Regions from separate parts of the Homo sapiens genome. Here region 1 is linked to region 2. The links are chromatin contacts, found by Hi-C or POLR2A ChIA-PET in ENCODE. All regions are on one chromosome and are shown on one strand. Each heading gives the region's core, a stretch centred on a gene start or an enhancer-like site at or near the end of the contact. The rest is flanking DNA. Distances are from core to core; before and after follow the strand shown. Region 1 overlaps BNC2 (basonuclin zinc finger protein 2). Region 2 has its middle 84 kb from the start of LINC03041.

Evidence for each region. A loop is a pair of places that touch in the nucleus more often than their neighbours do. ChIA-PET counts read pairs that join two places held with the same protein, here RNA polymerase II (POLR2A). Pooled maps may share reads with other maps.
Region 1: a loop to region 2 is called in a map of Calu3, with 2.6 times the contacts of the local background. The contact joins two enhancer-like sites. A Hi-C loop is called at or near these places in 3 of 168 maps with a recorded cell type or tissue (Calu3, GM12878 and Right ventricle myocardium superior), 2 of 37 single-sample maps with no recorded cell type and 4 of 50 pooled maps. POLR2A ChIA-PET finds 5 or more read pairs at or near these places in 1 of 52 experiments (endothelial cell of umbilical vein).

What each region holds. Positions count from the first base shown.
Region 1 is chr9:16,441,337-16,445,333 of GRCh38, reverse strand. All of the region lies in intron 5 of BNC2 (basonuclin zinc finger protein 2), which reads left to right. Among named protein-coding and RNA genes, the nearest start is that of LINC03041, 170 kb to the right of the region's middle. Within about 2 kb of position 2,538, at least 4 of the 41 ENCODE cell types and tissues checked have a DNase peak (open chromatin) inside an H3K27ac peak, as active enhancers do.
Region 2 is chr9:16,190,309-16,194,179 of GRCh38, reverse strand. No RefSeq gene overlaps it. Among named protein-coding and RNA genes, the nearest start is that of LINC03041, 84 kb to the left of the region's middle. Within about 2 kb of position 1,344, at least 6 of the 41 ENCODE cell types and tissues checked have a DNase peak (open chromatin) inside an H3K27ac peak, as active enhancers do.

The DNA.
Region 1 (3,997 bases), core at 1,289-3,788, 250 kb before region 2:
ATGGTGTAATTTTGTTTACTTACACAAGCAAAGTGCTCTGATGTATATTGTGTATGCTAGCGGTGCATCTTCCTCCGTCAGTGCCCAGCAAGAAATATGTGTTTAATGTAAATCTGCTAAAACAAATAAACATGCCAAGTTCTTTTTCCACGATTTTAAGTGTTTCTCAGAAATTATCAAAACATTGCTTGAAAAATTTCCCTAAATGCTTCCCAGAATCTATTGTTTTCAATGAGAATTTTTTTTGTGTGGCCATTTTTATTCTTCTCCCCATCTTGCCTGCTCATACTTACACACTTGCAGGCACATAGACACACAACATTGATCCATGCACACTTTGGAAAGCCAAGTCTTATAAATTAGAGAGATAAACATAATCTAACAAAAAAGGGAAAAAATGACTCTGAAATAGTAGGGAGCAGTCAGATCAGTTAAACTTTTTGACTGAGGGTTTAAATACTGGCTTTAGAATGACAATTTAAGGTTGAAATATCTGCTTATTACATATGGACCCATCTCAGTTACAAAACAGGTAAATAGCGGGAGAATGAGAGAGAAGAGGACTGCACATATTATGTATAAGTGTTTTCTTCAGAACTGTTTGTAATGCTCAAAGGTTTCTCTTCCACAGAATATCTCCCTGAAACTCCTGCTTTCAGCACTCAGAGCCACCTCTTTCCAACCCACATGTGGGATCTAGGAGTTTTCCATTTGCTGACCCCTAGCTAGAAGTTTGTTGAATGCCCCTGTTCATATTACCTGAGATAATGGTCTGAGCCTATCACTCACTCCTGAGGTGATCCAGAAGTTAGATGGTATATCTCCTAATTTCTGGGTCACATTCTGATACATGTCCACCTAACCAAGAGGTCAGCACACCGGCAGGTGTAGGCAAGCAAAGGCGGATTATCAGTGTCTTGCAGAGTGTCTGCGAAGGTGTGTGTGCATAGCACATACCTGCTATATATTGGTGTTAGCTCTGTAGGGAGGTAGTCTCCATAGTTTTATGATTACACACCCCATTAGTAAAAATTTGTGAGCATGTACCCCCATTTATATATATGTAAAGCTGTTTCTAAACTCTGTGTGTGTGTGTGTATGAATGATACTAGCAAAAAATCACCTTTAGGTAAAAATAAATAGGAGTTTTCATGTTGACTCACCATGTCACAGTGGATTGTCTTGCATATTCCACTAATAGGAGCAAATGGGAGCATGTGTGCCTGTGATTTGGCCGTGCTGTAATACAGGAGGAAAGGAGTAAGGTGGCTTATAAACAGTGGAAAGCTGTACATGTTGAGTTATGTGTGTGAGAGTTCAAGCAATTTGCGTGATTTAATTTTTTGAATTAACTTCATTGAAGTATACTTTCCATACAATAAAATCCGCCAATTTTAAGTGTACAATCTATGTGGCCATAAAAACCTCAGCACAATCATGGTGTACAACATTCTCACCACCCCAAAAGTTCCCTAGTGTTGCTTTACACTCAGTCCCTTTCCCCTGGCAACTACTAATCCACTTTATGTTCCCATAATCTTACCTTTTCCAGAATTTCATATGCTTGGAACAGTAGCGTATGTATGTCTTTGGGTCTAACGTCTTTCATTCTTAGCATAATGCTTTTGAAGAGTCGTCCATGTTGTAGTCGGTAGCTTAGTTCTTTTTATTGTGCAGTACTATTCCATTGTATAGATATCTCACAATTTCTTTACCCCTAAGACTTGAACATCTAGAAAACCTGGTAAAATTTATGATTTAAGTTTTGCATAGCATTGTTTCATCAATTTTTAATTCAGCAATTACTGTTTCATTTTACCTAATGGAATACTTAAGCTAGGTAGGCTTGAAATTTGGTAATTTCTCTACTTTCTATCCAATCTGTTTCTCTTGCTTTGATATTTGAATTAACCCAGAAGGAAAAAGAATAGAAAAGTACAATAGGAAACTGATTATGAAAATAAATTGCCAATGTGGTTATGATGAAATAATTTCTTAAGATAGCACACTGTGCCAATCTAGACATGAAAAAATAAACATATCTCACAAACCTCTGATTTTGTTTTAGGTAGTCAGCAGTCCCTACAGGTCAGTGTCATTTAATTAAAAGCTCTACAGTTATATCAAGGGGGAAATACTTTTAGTTTTTAGCTAATCATTTTAGTATTTTCCATTAAATTATACCTTAAACTTGACTGAAAATAAGTTCATATGATTGAGTCTTTTAAACTGTTTGCTTCTTGTTTTGCTTTTTTTTTTTTTTTTTTTTGACAGAGTCTCACTCTGCAACCTTCACTTCCTGGGTTCAAGTGATTCTCATGCCTCAGCCTCCCGAGTAGCTGGGGTTAGAGGTGCCCTCTGCCACACCTGGCTAATTTTTTTGTATTTTTAGTAGAGACGGGTTTTCATGGTGTTGGCCAGGCTGGTCTTGAATTCCTGACCCCAGGTGATCCGCCTGCCTCTGCCTCCCAAACTGCTGGGATTACAGGCATGAGTCACCGTGCCCGGCTGCTTATTTCTTAACAATTTGACTACTGGAGCACATAGGCCTTAGATCCGTGCTGCGTCCAGTGTTTCTTCCTCACTTCCATTCTTGGACAGAAAGAAAGCAGTTGTTTTCCTGTATGCTGTGATGTGAGTTGTAGCCTGCCATGAACACAGGTGGGCTCCTTGTTGGACTGAGCTTGAGGTCCCTCGACAGTCTGATTATCCCAAAGCCCCTTATTTGGTTTCTCTTCCATCTCTTCACATCTGTTCCTTCCCTACTATCCCTCTTTCCCAATAAGGGAAACCAATCAACCTTATTTTACTTTGATTTTAAAACTATAAATCATTGAAGTGCTTTGATGTGGGAAAGGACTCAGATAAAACCATTTAAACCATGCATTTGATCCTACAACAAAAAGTTTTAAAAAGTCACTTGGCAGAGCCATACAGGAACAGGGTGCCAGATTTCTACAAGTGATAATCACCAGTTCCAATGAAGTAACAAAAGGAAGTCTTTTTATTTCAAATGTGTAGGTGTAAATATTTTAAGTCTTTTATACTTTTTCTGAACCCAGTAAAACTGGTTTATAAGTCTATATTATTTGGTGTTACTCATCTTTTAATTAACAGTATAGCCAGTTATTTTCACAGGAAATCAACACTTATGATAATAACTCGCATTTAACTTAACAGGGTAAATCTTATTATCCTCATTTTGTCAATAACATTTTTCAACCTGAAGGGTTAAAAGTCACTGTACTCTGGTTACAAATGGGAAAACCTAAAAGAATTGACTTACCAGCTACAAAATTGCAGGGAGGGCCAAGAGTTCAGTTATGTACTCTGATGTTAACATATTATTCATGCATAAGACCAGTGGCCCAGCATGAGTTGGTCGGTAGTTGGGATCTTCGTCCTAGCCTAACAGACTGAATTTTTGTTTTATTAGTGTTTATTCCACGATAATACCTAATTCTTTTTATAGCTCCAATTTACTTTTGTAAAGTTTATTTGACAATTTATACTGTTTGCAAGGAGGACTAGTTTTTCCAATACTTAAGTTAAATACAATAAAAATAAATTGACTAAAAAAATGTATCATGCCTTTAGTTGTTGCAGCAGTGTCCACTTGTCCCAAATTTTCCAAATGGTTACTTTTGTTCCAGATGAGTTAAAAAAAGAAAAGAGCCATCCAACTGACATTGGTCCATTTTTGAATAGCAATATAGACCATGCATAGAGGTCGTTACCTTCACAGAAGACTCTTAAACTAGTGATTCAGAATCAAAGCACCAAACCATACTTATTTCTATCACAAAGATCTTCAGAAAAAAACTTGGCATTTCTTTTTTCCCTTTGATGCTTTCTAACTCCCTTCAACGAGGTTAGTCAAAGATACAGTAAAACTGCTAGCCATTCTTAGCATCCAGCTTGCACACTTGTTAGGTTGTGTAAGATCAATTTGTTTCTTGTTGCAGTCTCTCCATTTATAAATGTGGTGAATTAGATA
Region 2 (3,871 bases), core at 95-2,594:
GGATTGAGGGTCCTCAAAGATGATGTTCTTTAGGGACAAATATTTACCCAAAGTAGGTCCTTAAAGAATTCTGTCATTGCTGTCCTCTCAGAGGAGCCTGGCAGCACTGTCACAGGAGCATGGCTTTGGTAATAAGACTCTGTCATCATTAGGGAGCCATTTTATTTTTGTGACACTGTCATCCCCAGGTCCCAGCACACCTGATTACATAAGTGGCTTTTCTTTCCTGCCTCGTCTCTGTTATTACTTCTAATGTTTTTCTGCTTCTGAAGGATGGGAAGAATGAAGCCTATCTATGAACAAGGCCTCTAAGTTGGGGACTGGAGTAGAAAATACAAAACAACCTTTCCCTGTCTCTGTGACCAGCTGGACTGCCAGTGAGTCCCTGTTTTTATTTCTCCAAGCCCAGCTGAACATACCTATTTTATCGGTTGACTTTGTCAATGCAAAGCAGCAAGTGACACTGAAACACCTGTGTTTTGAGGCCCTGGTCATCTAAATTTGCCTGTGAAAAGTAGATGACACAGTAGCACAACACTGAATCCTCCCCCATGTTTTAGCCTGAAAGATGCCTTTGCTTATTTACTTAAAGAAAGGAGGGAAAGGAGTGGCAAACTGCCTGTGTCCTGAAAGACTTTAGGAGTTATTCCTGGTGCTCTCTTTCCGTGAACTCGGAGGTTTGGGGATAGGAGAAATGAGAAGGAAAGATGTGTCTCCAGAGTAAATGGTGAGATCTGCTCTCTCTGCTCCTGCCCACTCCCATATTGTATTCTCACTGAGGTCCTAACCAGCTGTTCTTAGAATGGGGGCTGGGGAGGGTGAGAAGTCTGCGGCCTCACTGATGCTGCTGGGGACAGATGTAGGTCCAAGGGTGATCATTTCTGCCAGGCAGAGGGGAGGGAAATTTCTGATAAAAACAATATAACTCAAAGAGAAAGGGAAGAACCAAAATCATGCCTGGAATGTAGGGAATTCACAGGGATGGGAGAGAAGATGAATAAAATGTCTGAAAAAGACACGGGAGGACAGGCAAGCAGCACATCTCCACCTCTGATTCTGCTCAACAGAACCCATCTCTTCCCATCAGACAATGGCAAATACCTGGGCAATCGTCAGCCACCTCATTCTCTGACCGGCTGTGAACCTAGACCCTCACAGTGTGTGTGTACATGTGTATGCAAAGCAATTAAAAAGGAAGACTGAAGACGAAACAAATCAATGTTTTTACAGATTCATAATAAGTTCCTTTCCATATATTTATTTATTTTCTCTTTCGCCACTAAAGATGCAACAGCAAACTTGCAGGGAGCAGTTGTTGCCAGAGGGTGAATCATGGCTCTATTGATTTGATTATGTAAAAGCTCAGAGGAACCTAAAGCCAGATACAGAAATATCTCATAGCCCTGAACCCTATGGGACACACACTAGTAAAAAAGCAATCTTTATATTGTTCCTGATAAAAGCATCATTAGTTTCCTCACAGTGAAACCATTTCTCTGCTGATACAGTATATGGTTTTCTTTTTCTCCAGAATCCACTCAGACATAATTAACACTCAGTTACTAGACTTGAGGTTCCCTGGGGTGACCTGCTCAAGTTGGGGAGGGGGGTGAGGGGCTAGAGATGGAAAGAAAGAAAGACTGAGAGAGAGGTGGGAAGGGAGGGAGGGGGCAGGGAGGAGAGAAGAGATAGGAGAAGGAGGGAGGCAGAGGCGGGTGGGGTGGGGGTACAGTATCGAGAATCTATCCTTCCTTGGCCTTCCTGAACACCGCCCCGTTGCCTGCACTGCGCGGGAGAAGAGAGCCAGCGCGGTGGCGCCCTCTGCTGGGCCTGCTTACCCTCCTCGCCACGCAATCTGGACCAAGCCCCAAGCCATGCAATTCCGGGGACGACTCTCTCCACCCCTCGTTCTTTGCTTCCTTAGGAATAGCACTCCAGCCATCGCCTTCCGGTGAGAGAAGTCTGGACTGACCTCTCTGCAGACAGACAAATGCCCACAGACGTGCTCACAGTTTGTGCTAAAACTGCAGCAGCAGCAGCAGCAACAGATAGCAATTATGCTGTGCCTCCTTGTCCCTGTCAGTGTAGGCAGTGGCTCCCTGAAAAGCCCTTGAATAAACAGTGTTGCTGGGGTCAGCAGGGCTGGCCTTGGATGGGATCTTAAGATTTAAAGGTTTGGAAAAATGGAACCTGGAAGGTCCTTCCATATCTCTATTTGACAGCTGGATGGCTAATGTCTATGAGCCCCAGGGACAGGTCCTGGCTGCCCACAGGAATGGGCTCTGGCTCAGAGAGCCTGCATACCAGGGGACTCTGTGTTCGTCTCCAACTGGGCCTCAGCTTCACTAAAGATAAGAGAAGAATGCCAAATGTATTGCTCATCCTATGGACTTCTAAGCAAATAATGGCCCTTTCAGGAAAAATAAAAATTGTTGATTTTAGAATTCCTGGATGTGAATTTGAATTCACTAAGACAGAAACCAAGTCACTTTACAAGGAGGCTATTCTTGCACCTTTCATGTATATTAACAAGCCCATGGATGTATATACAAACACATACATGCACACACACACACACGCACATGCATATGGTGGGTATTAAAACATAAATGCATGAACACTTTCACACACAGGGACACCCAACCAGAACCACATGTACACAGACCTCCAAACACATATATACAGATGTCTTCATGTAATCCCATATGGACTGCATCTTCCAGCCACAGACTCACCCTCCCCGCCTTCCTCCCTCTGCTCCCAAGTTGTGTGAAACTTGGGAAATTTCCTCTGGGAGTCATTCTGTTGCTCTATTGTTCCATCCTGAAGGCCCTTCCAGGGACCACTTCCCAGACAGCAAAGTCTCTGTGCTCCCACTGGCACCAGATCTCTGTACGTTCATTAGTTTAGGCAGATCACCGGGGATTTCAGTAAAGATTTCTGGAAAAATTTAAAGAGCAAAGCTCTGAGGTCAGGCAGGCTTAGTAGCTAACAGCATGGATTCTGAGCCAGATTGTCTGCATGCACCCTAGTGCTGTCATGCACTAGTGGTGTGCCTTGGTTGCCTCATCTATAAAATGGAAATAACAGTACCTGCCTAATGGGGTTGTGATGGTCATAAAATGGGTTAGTATTCAGAATCTGCTGGAACAGTATCTGACATATAATAATCACTACATAAATCTCTCTCAAATAAAAGTACATAACCCAGGCTGGTTGTGCTATTTCCTGAGTAATCCTGGGGTCCTCTTCCCCTATCTCTCATTAGGTAAAAGGAAGAAGAGAACACAAAGAAATGATGACCAGGGCCATGCACAGTGGCTCCCACCTGGAATCCCAGCACTCTGGGAGGCCGAGATGGTGGATCACTTGAGCCCAGGTGTTGGAAACCAGCCTGGGCAACATGGCGAAACCCCATCTCTAAAAAAAATACAGAAATCAGACGGGTGTGGTGGTGCATACCTGTAGTCACAGCTATGAGGGAGACTGAGGTAAGAGGATCACCTGAGCCCAGGAGGTCAAGGCTGCAGTGAGCTGGGATTGCACCACTGCACTCCAGCCTGGGTGACAGAGTGAGACCCTGTCTCAAAAAAAAAAAAAAAAAAAAAAAAAGGGAAGAGAAAGGAAAAGACATGATGACCAGACACATCCTTCATACTTTTTCAGTCTTAGGGACCCTTTCCTGTACCTCATTGATTAGCTTTATTATATGTTATAATAGCATCATGACCTGCAGTCAGTTTGAAAATCTGCAATGCCTCCTCATCTGCAAAGCCTCTTGAAAATCCCTTTTAGTGTACATGATTTTAAAAGTCAGATATAGGCAACTTTTAAACCTCATTTGTATTTTTATTTTACTTCAAGTTCTGGG